Linked DNA regions of Homo sapiens: region 2 is linked to region 1. A link is a contact called in ENCODE Hi-C or POLR2A ChIA-PET data. All regions are on one chromosome and are shown on one strand. Each heading gives the region's core, a stretch centred on a gene start or an enhancer-like site at or near the end of the contact. The rest is flanking DNA. Distances are from core to core; before and after follow the strand shown.

What was found. A loop is a pair of places that touch in the nucleus more often than their neighbours do. ChIA-PET counts read pairs that join two places held with the same protein, here RNA polymerase II (POLR2A). Pooled maps may share reads with other maps.
Region 2: a loop to region 1 is called in a pooled map, with 4 times the contacts of the local background. The contact joins the promoter of EHBP1L1 here to the promoter of DNAJC4 in region 1. A Hi-C loop is called at or near these places in 3 of 37 single-sample maps with no recorded cell type and 10 of 50 pooled maps. POLR2A ChIA-PET finds 5 or more read pairs at or near these places in 1 of 52 experiments (activated T-cell).

What each region holds. Positions count from the first base shown.
Region 1 is chr11:64,226,687-64,231,797 of GRCh38, forward strand. DNAJC4 (DnaJ heat shock protein family (Hsp40) member C4) reads left to right here and starts at 3,862. Exons shown (of 6, transcript NM_005528.4): 1 at 3,862-4,254. The coding sequence starts at 4,169. NUDT22 (nudix hydrolase 22) reads left to right here. Exons shown (of 6, transcript NM_032344.4): 2 at 1-446; 3 at 882-980; 4 at 2,561-2,658; 5 at 2,792-2,885; 6 at 3,164-3,330. The coding sequence ends at 3,304. It overlaps LOC124902687 (a long non-coding RNA gene), which reads right to left and starts at 4,684. Exons shown (of 2, transcript XR_007062713.1): 1 at 4,482-4,684; 2 at 2,460-3,351. RefSeq lists enhancers at 1-248, 249-766 and a silencer at 4,203-4,262.
Region 2 is chr11:65,573,032-65,580,129 of GRCh38, forward strand. EHBP1L1 (EH domain binding protein 1 like 1) reads left to right here and starts at 3,022. Exons shown (of 19, transcript NM_001099409.3): 1 at 3,022-3,375; 2 at 6,047-6,104; 3 at 6,310-6,405; 4 at 6,905-6,958; 5 at 7,050-7,098. The coding sequence starts at 3,272. FAM89B (family with sequence similarity 89 member B) reads left to right here. Exons shown (of 2, transcript NM_001098785.2): 2 at 332-1,159. The coding sequence ends at 610. LOC124902692 (a long non-coding RNA gene) reads right to left here. Exons shown (of 2, transcript XR_007062731.1): 2 at 6,925-7,098. RefSeq lists silencers at 1,107-1,626, 2,647-3,066, 3,077-3,136, 3,197-3,296, 4,347-4,641 and an enhancer at 1,997-2,136.

The sequences.
Region 1 (5,111 bases), core at 2,612-5,111:
CTGGCGGGGGCCTGCCCCAGGAGCAGATACAGGCCGAGCTGAGCCCCGCCCATGACCGTCGCCCACTGCCAGGTGGGGACGAGGCCATCACTGCCATCTGGGAGACCCGGCTAAAGGCCCAACCCTGGCTCTTCGACGCCCCCAAGTTCCGCCTGCACTCAGCCACCCTGGCGCCTATTGGCTCTCGGGGGCCACAGCTGCTCCTGCGCCTGGGCCTTACTTCCTACCGAGACTTCCTGGGCACCAACTGGTCCAGCTCAGCTGCCTGGCTGCGACAGCAGGGTGCCACCGACTGGGGTGACACGCAGGCCTATCTGGCGGACCCACTGGGGGTGGGCGCTGCACTAGCCACAGCCGATGACTTCCTTGTCTTCCTGCGCCGCTCCCGGCAGGTGGCTGAGGCCCCTGGGCTGGTGGACGTACCTGGTGGGCACCCTGAGCCTCAGGTGAGATTCCAGGCTGGGCACAAAGACCCAGACAGCTCAAGGGAGCTGCAGCTCTCCACCCTCCCAATCCTCCCAGCTTTGGTTTCCTCATTCCTTAAAGGGAAAATTGGCCTGGTATTTCTCTGGAAGTTTGCTCAGGGCAGTCCACCTGCCTCCCCACTGACCCCTGCCCCAGTCCTGTGAGAAACTAGAAAACACGGGAGGAAAGATTGGGCACAGGAAGAAGATGCCCTACTCCACCCCTGCCCCCTGTGTATCTCCTTTGAAGCTGGACCTCTGGTTGTCTGTCAGGGAAAGGACACCAGACTCAGGATCACTAACTCTCTTACACTGTGCCACATCAGACCCTCAAGGCCAGCAGGTATAGGCTTGCTGGTCCTGAGATGGGGCAGGGGGAAGAGGTGGGGAGCAGGGGCTGAGCCTGACCTCTCACAGGCCCTGTGCCCTGGTGGCAGCCCCCAGCACCAGGACCTCGCTGGGCAGCTGGTGGTACATGAACTCTTTTCCAGTGTCCTTCAGGAGATCTGTGATGAGGTGAGTGAGGTTGACCTGGACAGGGTGGTAGACATGAAGGGAGGGGGTAGGACTTGCCAGAATTCTACAGGTCTGGGCTGGCAGGAGGCCTGCAGGCATCTGGCCAGCAATGAGGGAAGAAGTTGGCTTTGCAGCTATACATACTTGGAGTGGAATTCTAGCCCTCAGTACCCTCTGCCTTGGATTCTTCTTCTTTTCTTTTTTCTTTCTTTTTTTTTTTTTAGACAGAGTCTCGCTCTGTTGCCCAGGCTGGAATGCAGTGGCACGATCTCTGCTCACTGCAAGCTCCACCTCCCGGGTTCACGCCATTCTCCTACCTCAGCCTCCTGAGTAGCTGGGACTACAGGCATCCGCCACCATGCCTGGCTAATTTTTTTTGTATTTTTAGTAGAGATGGGGTTTCACCTTGTTAGCCAGGATGGTCTTGATCTCCTGACCTCGTGATCTGCCTGCCTCAGCCTCCAAAAGTGCTGGGATTACAGGTGTGAGCCACTGCACCAGGCCGGATTCTTCTTCTTTTTTTTTTTTTTCTTTTTGAGACAGAGTCTTGCTCTGTTGCCCAGGCTAGTGCAGTGGTGGCATATCGGCTCACTGCAACCTTCGCCTCCTGGGTTCAAGTGATTCTCATGCCTTGCCCCGCCAAGGATTCTTCTTTTCAATGGAAACAATGATAAATATCTTGCCTACTCCCCAAGTCTGTTGAAAAAGGAGTAAGTGGCCGGGCGCCGTGGCTCATGCCTGTAATCCCAGCACTTTGGGAGGCTGAGGTGGGCAGATCACAAGGTCAGGAGATCAAGACCATCCTGGCTAACACGGTGAAACCCTGACTTTACTAAAAATACCAAAAGTTAGCCGGGCGTGGTGGCGGGCACCTGTAGTCCCAGCTACTCAGGAGGCTGAGGCAGGAGAATGGCGTGAACCCGGGAGGCGGAGGTTGCAGTGAGCCGAAATCGCGCCACTGCACTTCAGCCTGGGCGACAAAGCGAGACTCCGTCTCAAAAAAAAGAAAAAGGAGTAAGTGTGGCAGGGTGTGGTGGCTCACACCTGTAATCCCAGCACTTTGGGAGGCCAAGGCCAGCGGATCACCTGAGGTCAGGAGTTCGAGACCAGCCTGGCCAACATGGAGAAACCCCATCTCTACTAAAAATACAAAAAATTAGCCAGGCGTTGTGGCGTGCACCTGTAATCCCAGCTACTCAGGAGGCTGAGGCAGGAGAATCACTTTAACCTGGGAGGCAGAGGTTGCAGTGAGCTGAGATCGTGCCACTGTACTCCAGCCTGGGCGACAGAGCGAGACTCCATCTCAAAAAAAGAAAAAAAGAAAAAGGAGTAAGTGGGAGTCCCAGTCACTAAATTGACTTCTCTTGGGTGACCTTGGGCAACGTGTTCAATCTCTCTGGTTTTGGTGTACCTGTAAAACAAACATGCCCATCATCTGACATTCTGTAATGCTGGGTCCTTGATCTACAAGCTATAAAATGCTGTACACAGGTAACAGGCGGTTTTTCATTGAGACGGGCAGGGATGTGGGCAGTGGCATTGATAGGTGGGACCTCCCCCCACCCCACCCTCCACCGCAGGTGAACCTGCCGCTGCTCACCCTGAGCCAGCCCCTGCTGTTGGGCATCGCCCGAAATGAGACCAGTGCTGGCCGAGCCAGTGCCGAGTTCTATGTCCAGTGAGTAGGCTCGGGTACATGATCCTGGGTCTTGGGAAGGTGGGTGGTGAGGAGTGGGCTGAGGCAGCTGTGGCTCCACAGGTACCCCGCAGGGGCTGGTCACCCACTAAGCCACCCTTGTGTTCTTGTCCAGGTGCAGCCTGACTTCTGAGCAGGTGAGGAAGCACTACCTGAGTGGGGGACCCGAGGCCCACGAGTCTACAGGAATCTTCTTTGTGGAGACACAGGTGCAGAGTGACAAACCATCTTGCTTGGAGGCCAGGGCTGGGGCCTGCAGAGGCCTGGCAATGCATATCTTGTAGGGGAGGTGTTGGCTGGGTCACAATTCCCTCCAGAGTCACAAGATTTGCCCTCAGTGCAAGGGAAAGGTCCAGGGACATGTTCAGCCCCTTAACATGCCTCCCTAAGGACAGTGCAGAGGTCTCTGAGGCTCAGGAATTCTGGGCACAGCCCTGGCAGGAGAAGTGGCAAGCTTGAATGCCTGGGTCTCGTTGTCTCCCCACAGAACGTGCAGAGATTGCTCGAGACGGAGATGTGGGCTGAACTCTGCCCCTCGGCCAAAGGCGCCATCATCCTCTACAACCGGGTTCAGGGAAGTCCCACTGGAGCGGCCCTAGGGTCCCCAGCCCTACTCCCGCCGCTCTGAAAATAATAAACGACTTTATTCTTGGATTCCGTTGGCATCTGCTATTTCTGTAACAGAGAGGAGCAATGGGCCCTGAGTGTGTAAGGCAGGACAAGTGACTTGGGAAAAAAAAAAAAAAAAACCCGCCCAGCCTGTGTCCCCCTCTGCAAGCAGGGGATAAGAACTGTGCCTCCCTTTCTTTGCTGGCTCCAGAGAGGCTCCGGGGCGGAAGCAGCTCCGTAAGATATACCTCGCTGCAGAGGGGAGCAACAGCGGAACGGAGACACGGTGGCCGGGCCGAAAACGTCACAAAGCCGCAGAGAGCGGGCTCTGTCCCGCCCGCTCCCCAGGTGGGCGCCCGCGCCTGTCCAGCGAGTCCGCAGGCTGGGGGACCGGAGGCACCAAAGGCCAATAGACATGTAGGGGCGGGGTCTCCACCGATTTTTTTTTTTTTCCTGACAGGTGGACGTGGTCTTGGCATCCACGCCAATGAGAATGTGAGGGCGGGGCCTGAATAGACGCAGGAAATGGCGACGGCCGCGGGTCTGTGAGCAGCGGGGGCGGGGCCTGGTTGTGGCCCCTCCTTCTCCCGTCCCCAAGTTCCCTGGGTGGGAACGGGGTCTTGGGGTCCCTGGCTGGGTGGCCAGACCCCGAAGCCAGCGCTGGGAAGGGCTGCGGATGCCCGGGTCAGAGGAAGGGGCAGGTCCAAGGACACGCGGGTCTGGTCCTGGGCAAGAACCGCCCCCTCTCCGGGCCTGCTTCAGTCTTCCTTTGCAGAACAACGGGCCAGGCCCCTTCCCTCTGCCCCCGGGTGCTTGAAGTCTAGCCCCATCCTGGTCCAATGCGCTCTTGGTAGCCTCCTTTCCCAGCTGCCCGCCCGCCGCCATGCCGCCCTTACTGCCCCTGCGCCTGTGCCGGCTGTGGCCCCGCAACCCTCCCTCCCGGCTCCTCGGAGCGGCCGCCGGGCAGCGGTGAGTTGGGCGCGGGGGGCCGGCCCGGTTGTTCAATGGGTTTCTGTTTGCCCTACGTGCTGAGTTAGTTGTGGTCTCTACTCCGTGTCAGGAGGCTCCCAGGTTTGTCTCAGGTAACCCTCGCCTTCCCTGCTGAGGATCAGAGATAGAGAAGACCCCCAAGGTCATACACCGATTTAAGCGGCAGAGGAGGAAGTTTGAGTCCAGGTCAAACCCAACGCTCTTACCACAGCTCTAGTGGTTTCCAAGCATCGCTGTATCACTGTGCATAACCCTCTGTGGGGGGTGGGAGATGGGGAGGTGTCGGGTACAAAATCCAGATTCCTGGGCTCTGCTCTGGAGATTCTGAACTGGAGGAATCAATTGGGTGGGGGTCAGGAATCAGTTTCTTTCTCTTTTTCCTTTTTTTTTTTTTTTTTTGAGATGGAGTTTCGCTCGTTGCCCAGGCTGGAGTGCAATGGAGCAATCTCGGCTCACCACAACCTCCGCCTCCCGGGTTCAAGCGATTCTCCTGCCTCAGCCTCCCGAGTAGCTGGGATTACGGGCATGCACCACCACGCCCGGCTAATTTTGTATTTTTAGGAGAGACAGGGTTTCTCCATGTTAGTCAGGCTGGTCTTGAACTCCCGACCTCAGGTGATCCGCCCTCCTCGGCCTCCCAAAATGCTGGATTACAGGCGTGAGCCACCGCGCCTGTCCAGGAATCAGTTTTTTCCAACAAGTTTTTGGACTCCACTTTGAGAAATCCTGACCTGCACTATGCCTGAAACACTCCAAAGGGGGTGCTGATCTGGAGACAGATCTGTCCTGGGACCTGTTTCAGCCCTGTCAGCTCCTGGTGGCTGAGTTGAAGGGTG
Region 2 (7,098 bases), core at 1,772-4,271, 1.3 Mb after region 1:
GCCTGGGTCTCAGAGGACTTGCAGGCACCAGTTGGGTTGCAAGGGTTATGGTAACAATAATTAGTGATAGTTACCAATTATGGCAGTAGTTACCATATATTTTCAAATGTTTTGCTGACGTTACTTCATTTCATCCGGCTAAATGGATAACCCCATTTTTTGGGTGAGGGTCATGACTAAAGTTGCATAGCTTGCAGGTGGTGCCTGATGTCCACAAAAACTTCGTTTAGGAAGGTGCGGGGAAGATGGGCTGGGGCCCACTATTCCAGGGGGCGGGGCTGGGCTGGGGTGGCCTGGACCCCAACTCCAGCCCACCCTCAGTTGTCTGCAGGTGGGGCTGCGGCAGTTGGACATGTCCTTGTTGTGCCAGCTGTGGGGCCTGTACGAGTCAATCCAGGACTACAAACACCTGTGCCAAGACCTGAGCTTCTGCCAGGACCTGTCATCCTCCCTCCATTCGGACAGCTCCTACCCACCGGATGCGGGCCTGTCTGACGACGAGGAGCCTCCCGATGCCAGCCTGCCTCCTGACCCGCCACCCCTTACTGTGCCCCAGACGCACAATGCCCGTGACCAGTGGCTGCAGGATGCCTTCCACATCAGCCTCTGAAGGGCTGGGGGGCAGGGGGCATGCACCCATGCAAAAGGCTCAGAAACTCCCCCTCCGGCAAGCCCTCAGACTTCGGAGCCTGCGCCTTCCCCCCTACCGCCTCACCTCACAGGAGGGCCAGGCATGTATTCCTCAGAGGCGAAACTGCCAAACTCTTTCTCCTGTCTTGGGTTGGCTGGCACTGGGGCGGGCATCTAGGGTACAGCCTCTGCTCATGGCACTGGGCCTCCAGTTCTTCCACATGTGTGCACCCCCAGCTTGGCCAACCCTCAGCCTTGCGGTGGGGCCCGAAGCATCTTCCCTTCCGCTTGGCGTCTCTGGGATTGGGATGAGTGCCTGGCTCCCATCTCCTCCTCACCTTTTGTTGCTATCGGCAGCTGCTGGCTCAGGGGCATCCCACCTCCGGGCTCTGGGTTCCTCTGCCCTGGAAGGGCTCCAGGACCCGTCCCAATAACCACCCACGGCCAGGAGGGCCAAGGCCCCGTGCTGGATATTTAAATTTAGGGGCCGGTCTCCAGGGCGCGTAGATAAATAAATACACTCAGCGTCGTTGTGCTCTGCCTGGCTGGCTCTGGGGCGGGAAGACCGCGGTGTTTGTGGCAGGTGCGGCCCCGCGCTCTGCCAGCAGGTGGCGCCCGAGACCCCCTCCCCCCCCGCCCCGCGCCGAGTGAAGGCCCTGCCGTCCCGCCGGGGCGGGGCTGGGGGCGCTGCCTGCTGGCCGAGCCTGGCTCAGCCGCCGGGTGACTGCGGTCGAGTCACTTCCCCTCTCTCGCCCGCGACCTCCGAGTCCCCCGCTCCCTCCTCCCAGTTCGCTTCGGGCTTTCCCTGCCTGCCGGGAAGGAAGGAGAAGGAGCCGCCCACCTTGAGGAGGGAAACTTTCCACCCCGCGCGGGGCGGGGTTGAGGCGGCGCAGGAAATGGGTGGCCGGAGTCGCCGGAGCAAGGGGCCCCGGCGGGGGCGGGGGAGGCGCCTCCGGGAACGGCCTGGGACCTCACGCCCCGCGGGTGGGAGGGAGGGGTGGCAGAGGCCGAGGGGAGTGAAGTCGCGGCACCTCGGGCCTTCCCGGAGGCCAAGCATGAGACTCCGCGGCGGTGAAGTTTGATTGGGGTTCCAGGGACCCGTATTCCCCGCTCAGTCTGTGAAGACCGCCGGCTCTCCCCACAGCACTAGCGGTCTTTACAGTTATCTGTGGAAGGTTTCTTAGGAAACCGGGGACCCACACCGCTGGGACTGAGAACCAAACCCAGTTGTCAAGCCCACCGGAAGAAGCCAGCACGTTCGGAGACAGTGGGTACTCAGCCCCCTACACGCGCACACGACACCTCACAACCTCCTGAAAAGAGGTGAAGCCGCACACCGAGGTGTGCGGACGAACAGCACATCCCCGCGCCCTGCTGCAGCCATTTGCCTCCTGGAGATGCAGCCCAGATGGCAGTCCTGGCACTCAGACATCCCGTTAAACCAAGTAGCAGTCACGCACCGGGCTCCTGTCCATTTACACACCTTGCAGAGCAGCGGGAAGGAACAAACTGACCTATTGCCCCAGGGCAGCTGACACCTGCAGAGGCTCATTACCATGCAGGGCGGGTGGGTAGGCGATAAGGGCTCTAATCTAGGGGTTCACAGCTGCTAACGCTCCAGGCAGGCTTTCCTGGGGAGGGAGAGTAAACATACACAAAAATGACACGTTTTCCCCATCCATTATAGCGCATCCCATTTAATAAGGAGGCATGGCAAAATCAGCCAGGCTTTCTGCTAAATGCCTTCTGAGGTTCATCCTCTCAGGGATTCCCTAAAAGGCGGAACTACAATTATCCCCATTTAATAGACGTTGAAACTGAGGCTCAGAGTGTTAGCGCTTTGCCCAAAGTCACACTTGGTTGGAGGTCAGTTATGATTCTCCAGCTACTTGTCGGGGTTTGGGATTATCTTCCCCCTTGACAGCAGAGTCAGGTTCTGAGGTTGGGCCACCGAGGTTACTGACGCCTTCCTGCTCTGGTTAAGACGTGGGTGGCTGCACCTTGGAGTTGAGAGCTGGTCCTCGTCCACATTCACAGTATGACTCTGAGCAAGTCCCTTCCCCTTTCTGGGTCTCAGTTTTCCCAGCCGTTGAAAGGGGGCCAGTAGTACGTACCTCCCAGGGCTGCGGGCAGGAAGGAAGGCGGCCCGGGCAGCGCTCTCTAGGGTGGCACCAAGTTGCTGGTTGCCCTCTCTCCACGCAGCCTCTGCGCGCACCGAGCGGGCACTGCGGTCGGGCGACACCCCTTCCACGCCCCCCTCCCCCGCCCCCGCTCCCGCTCCCGGGTCGCGGCGCGAGGCCCCGGAAGCCGGGTCGCCCCGCCCCCGCGCTCCTGCCCCGGCCCCCGCCCCGCGCCGGAGCCCCGCCCGCCTTCCGACGGGGGTGCGGCTCCAGGAAACGGCGCGCTCCCAGCTCCGCGCTCGCCACCCGACGCGCCCCAGGCGACCCCGCAGACTCAGCCAGACCACCCTGCGGGCCCCAGCGGCGGCAGCGGAGAGCGCGGTCCCGGGTCGGAGCCTGGGACACCTCCGCACGGACGGGGCGGGCGGCGCGGACAGGCCATGGGGACCCGGGCCGGGCCAGCGGTGGCGGGCCAGCGGGAGCCCCGGGCCTGAGAAGTGGGCGGCGGGGTGGCGGGGGCCATGACCTCGGTGTGGAAGCGCCTGCAGCGCGTGGGCAAGCGGGCGGCCAAGTTCCAGTTCGTGGCCTGTTACCACGAGCTAGTGTTGGAGTGCACCAAGAAATGGTGAGTGGGAGGGAGGCGGGGGGGCTCCCCCGAACTTGCTGGGACCTCATCCGGCCCTTTGAGCCTGAGAGGACTCTGCCCCCCCAGCCCAATGACCAAATGGGCCCCCACCCCAGCTTGGGCCCTGGTTCCGTTCCCAGGCTCGGAGATTCAGAAGTGCCCTTGCAATTTGTGGGACCCCTGGAGTTGGGGGCGTGGGCAGCCTTCCCTGCGCGGGGGTCAGGACTTTCAGGCCTGAGGTTCTGCCTGTGTCCACTCCTTCCTCAGCTGCGGTCAGGGCTGGGGGAGGGAGGCCGCATGTCTTGTGCCAGAAAGGTGGTTCAGGGTGGCATTGGAAAAGGGATCAAGTTTTGAGGTCTGCAGGTGGCTAGGGCTGGGGCAGGAGCCTCCCTGACCTTACTTAGTCCAGCTAAGAACAGAGATGTTGCCCCCTCCTCCCCTGCCATCTTGTTGAGCCAGAAGAACCCCTCCAACTCCCGCCTCTTCAGCCAGAGTGCTGGGAGGCTGGAAACATCTCCACAATGTCCTTAAAAGGGGAAACTGAGTGCTGGGAGGATTGAGGAGGGAGGCGGGGAGCAGCTTAAAGGGGCCTGAGGACCTAGGAGGTTGTGGGTCCGGGAGGAGAGGGTTGCGGAGGGCAAGGTGGCAGGGTGAGGGGTGATTCACCAGAGGGTGCAGGCCCCAGCCTGGACTACCAACAGGTTCAGGGGCATCTCGTTCACATGCCGCCACCCATAGCTGCCCAGGCCCCTGCGTCACACCCTAAATATACGTGCTTGCTGGTGTCAGCTTCCCTTGGCTGGATTAGGGCACAGCTGTGGGGGCCTCACCCGCCAGGCGGGGCTAAATTTAGGCTCCCCAGGGGAAGGGCTGGGGCAGGAAGGGACCATGGGGTCCAGGGGGAGGGGAGTAAGCAGGAGGCTGGGGTCCCTTGGGCAGCTGCCATATCCTTGGCCTTGCCCACACTGGGCCTGCTAGAGGGCCATTCACATCTTTCAGCAGAGCCTGGGAGAGCTTGGGGGCTGGCACTTGAACTCTGGCCTCTGGCTCCTGCTCCAGCATCCTGCGGGAGGCCAGGGAAACACTGGGCACAGCAGGCTGAGGGTGCCGGCAGTGTCAACGCAGCTGAGTCACAGGCGGCTGTGGGTAGGGCCTCCTGGGCTGCTTAGCCTGGAGCCCAGGCCGGGAAGCTGCCCCTGCCCAGGTTGCAGCTTCCCAGGAGGGCGTGCCCAGCCTGAGTCAGGCTGCCCAGCCAAGCCCTGCCCTCCCTAGGCACCCCCTGTCCGCTTCCCCTTTCTGGGAAGGCCCCTTAGTTACCCTTGCTCTGCCATCGCTGGCAATTTGGGCTTGGGGAAGGGAACTTGGCTCTGGGTTGGAGGGCTCTAGGCTCAACCGTGTAAACTTGTTTGGCTCCAAACCTCTGTGGGCCTCAGCATCCTCAGGGTTAACAGAGAGGCACTTATCCTGGCTTGGCCTCAGACGAACAGTGAGCTGGGCAAACCCCAGCATCACGAGAGGGTGCAGGCATGGGGCTGGGTACAGGCAAGGCCAGTTCGCGTGCTGCCCTGGGCCGGATCGTCCCCTCAAGCATCACCCCTCCTGGGCAGCAGTTGAACATCTAACCCCAAGGGGCCCTCTGCCCCCAGGCCCAGCCATGAGTCCACTCAGTGCCTGGGAATGGGCCCTGCGCAGCCATCTCTGTCCTCTGGCTTTGCCTCTGCCTCTCCTCCATGTCTGACCTGGCATATGCTGTTCAGCTTAGATGTCACCCCCTGGAAGTCTTTTCTGATTGCCCTCCAGGCTCCACTGTCATCATCTTGCCGAAAGCTGATCCTCCTTGGGACCCCTGCGCCCAGCAAAGGGCTGGACATGGTGGGCGAGGGATGGCGGTGTTGGTTAATGACAGGCTGACCCTCTGCTGCTTCTCCGGCCTCACCCCCAACTCTCTGCCCCTCTCTCTGATGTCACCCTCCAGCCGCAGACCCTTGGACTTGCCATTCCCTCTTTCTCCAGATCCTCACACAGCCCATCCCCCTGCCACTCATCTCTGCCCAGACACCCAACCTCAAGGAGACCCCCAGGGGTTCCCTCACATCACCCTGGAGTTCGCTTGTTAATTTATTTTCCTTCTTGACTGGTAGTCTGCCCCCACCTCCATTGTCCTCACCGGAAAGGTCTTGTCTCTCTTTTGCCCTCCTCTGTCCCCAAAACTGGGCTGGGTTTATGGTGGGCGCTCCACAAACATCTTTGTGCGAAGGGACTTCTTTTATCCCTCGTCTTTGTCTCTCCCTGTGTTGGAGTCTGCGTGTGTGCACGATGCTCACATGTGCATCTGTGTCTGGCATCTCTTGCCAGGTCCTTGTGTTTCTGTGTGTCTTGGTCTCTGTATGTGCCTGTCCCTTTCTCACTTGCTGTCTTTCCTCATAGTCCCTGCCTGCCCACACTGTCTGGGCCTTTGCCCTTCTGCTCTGGCCCCACCCTACCTTAGCAGCTCCACCCTGCACCCTGTGGCCCCAGATAAGGGGCTGCCCAGGCCCTCTTCTGGAGGAGGGGGAGGTGGGCAGAAGGAAGACCCTGAGGGAGCTGGGGGAGGAGGAAGAGGAGATGGGGAGGCAGGTGAGCCTGACCAAGCAGCCTGCTCCCTTTCTCCCTCCCCTTCCCCCTCCCCCAGGCAGCCAGATAAGCTGGTGGTGGTATGGACCCGTCGGAACCGACGCATCTGCTCCAAGGTGGGGAAGGATGGCAACTGGGGATCCAGGTTAGGGATGGGGGCCGGTGGGAGGCTGATGGGGGCTGATGGGGGAGTGGAGTGAGGTTCAAGCACAGATCAGAATCCACAGAGGGGAGGGGAAGATGGTGTCAAGGTTGGTGATAGGGGGTGCAGGTGGGAGGGAAGAGTTAAGATGGGGGGAGGACTCAGATTGTCCCTTGTAGGCCCACAGCTGGCAGCCGGGCATCCAGAACCCATACCGGGGCACCGTGGTGTGGATGGTACCTGAGAATGTGGACATCTCTGTGACCCTCTACAGGGTGAGTCTCTAGCCCTCCAGCATGGATGGCAATTGCAACACAGGCAGTTGCAACAATTGCAACACAGGTCTCCTGGTAGGTTGTTCATCCAGATAGAAGAGGATGCGGGGGGTGAGGCCAAGAATTAGGGGGGCCTGCTCAGCATCACTGGCCCAGGAGGTCTCCTTGGAGGAGGCAGCATTTACCCAACACATGCAGCATGAGAGGCAGCTGGGACCAGAACTTGGGGTGCATCCCAGGAGGAGGTAGCAACCACCGCGTGCACCTGTAATCCCAGCTACTTGGGAGGCTGAGGCACGAGAATTGCTTGAACCTGGGAGGCAGAGGTTGCAGTGAGCCGAGATCGCACCCCTGCACTCCAGCCTCGACGACAGAGGAAGACTCCGTCTCAAAAAAAAAAAAAAAGCCACCACTACCAAGCACCTCCTGAGCCAGACAAGCTCTGCTCCCTTTGCTGCTGCCCCAACAGTCCTGTACTCACCAGCACCCTTCTTCCCAGGACCCCCACGTGGACCAGTATGAGGCCAAAGAGTGGACATTTATTATTGAAAATGTGAGTGTCTGGAGTGGGCTCAGGTCTGGAATCTTGGGGACCCTGGGACAGCACTGATGCCCCTTCTCCTGGTCTCTCCCCTGGCCCACAGGAGTCTAAGGGGCAGCGGAAGGTGCTGGCCACGGCCGAGGTGGACCTGG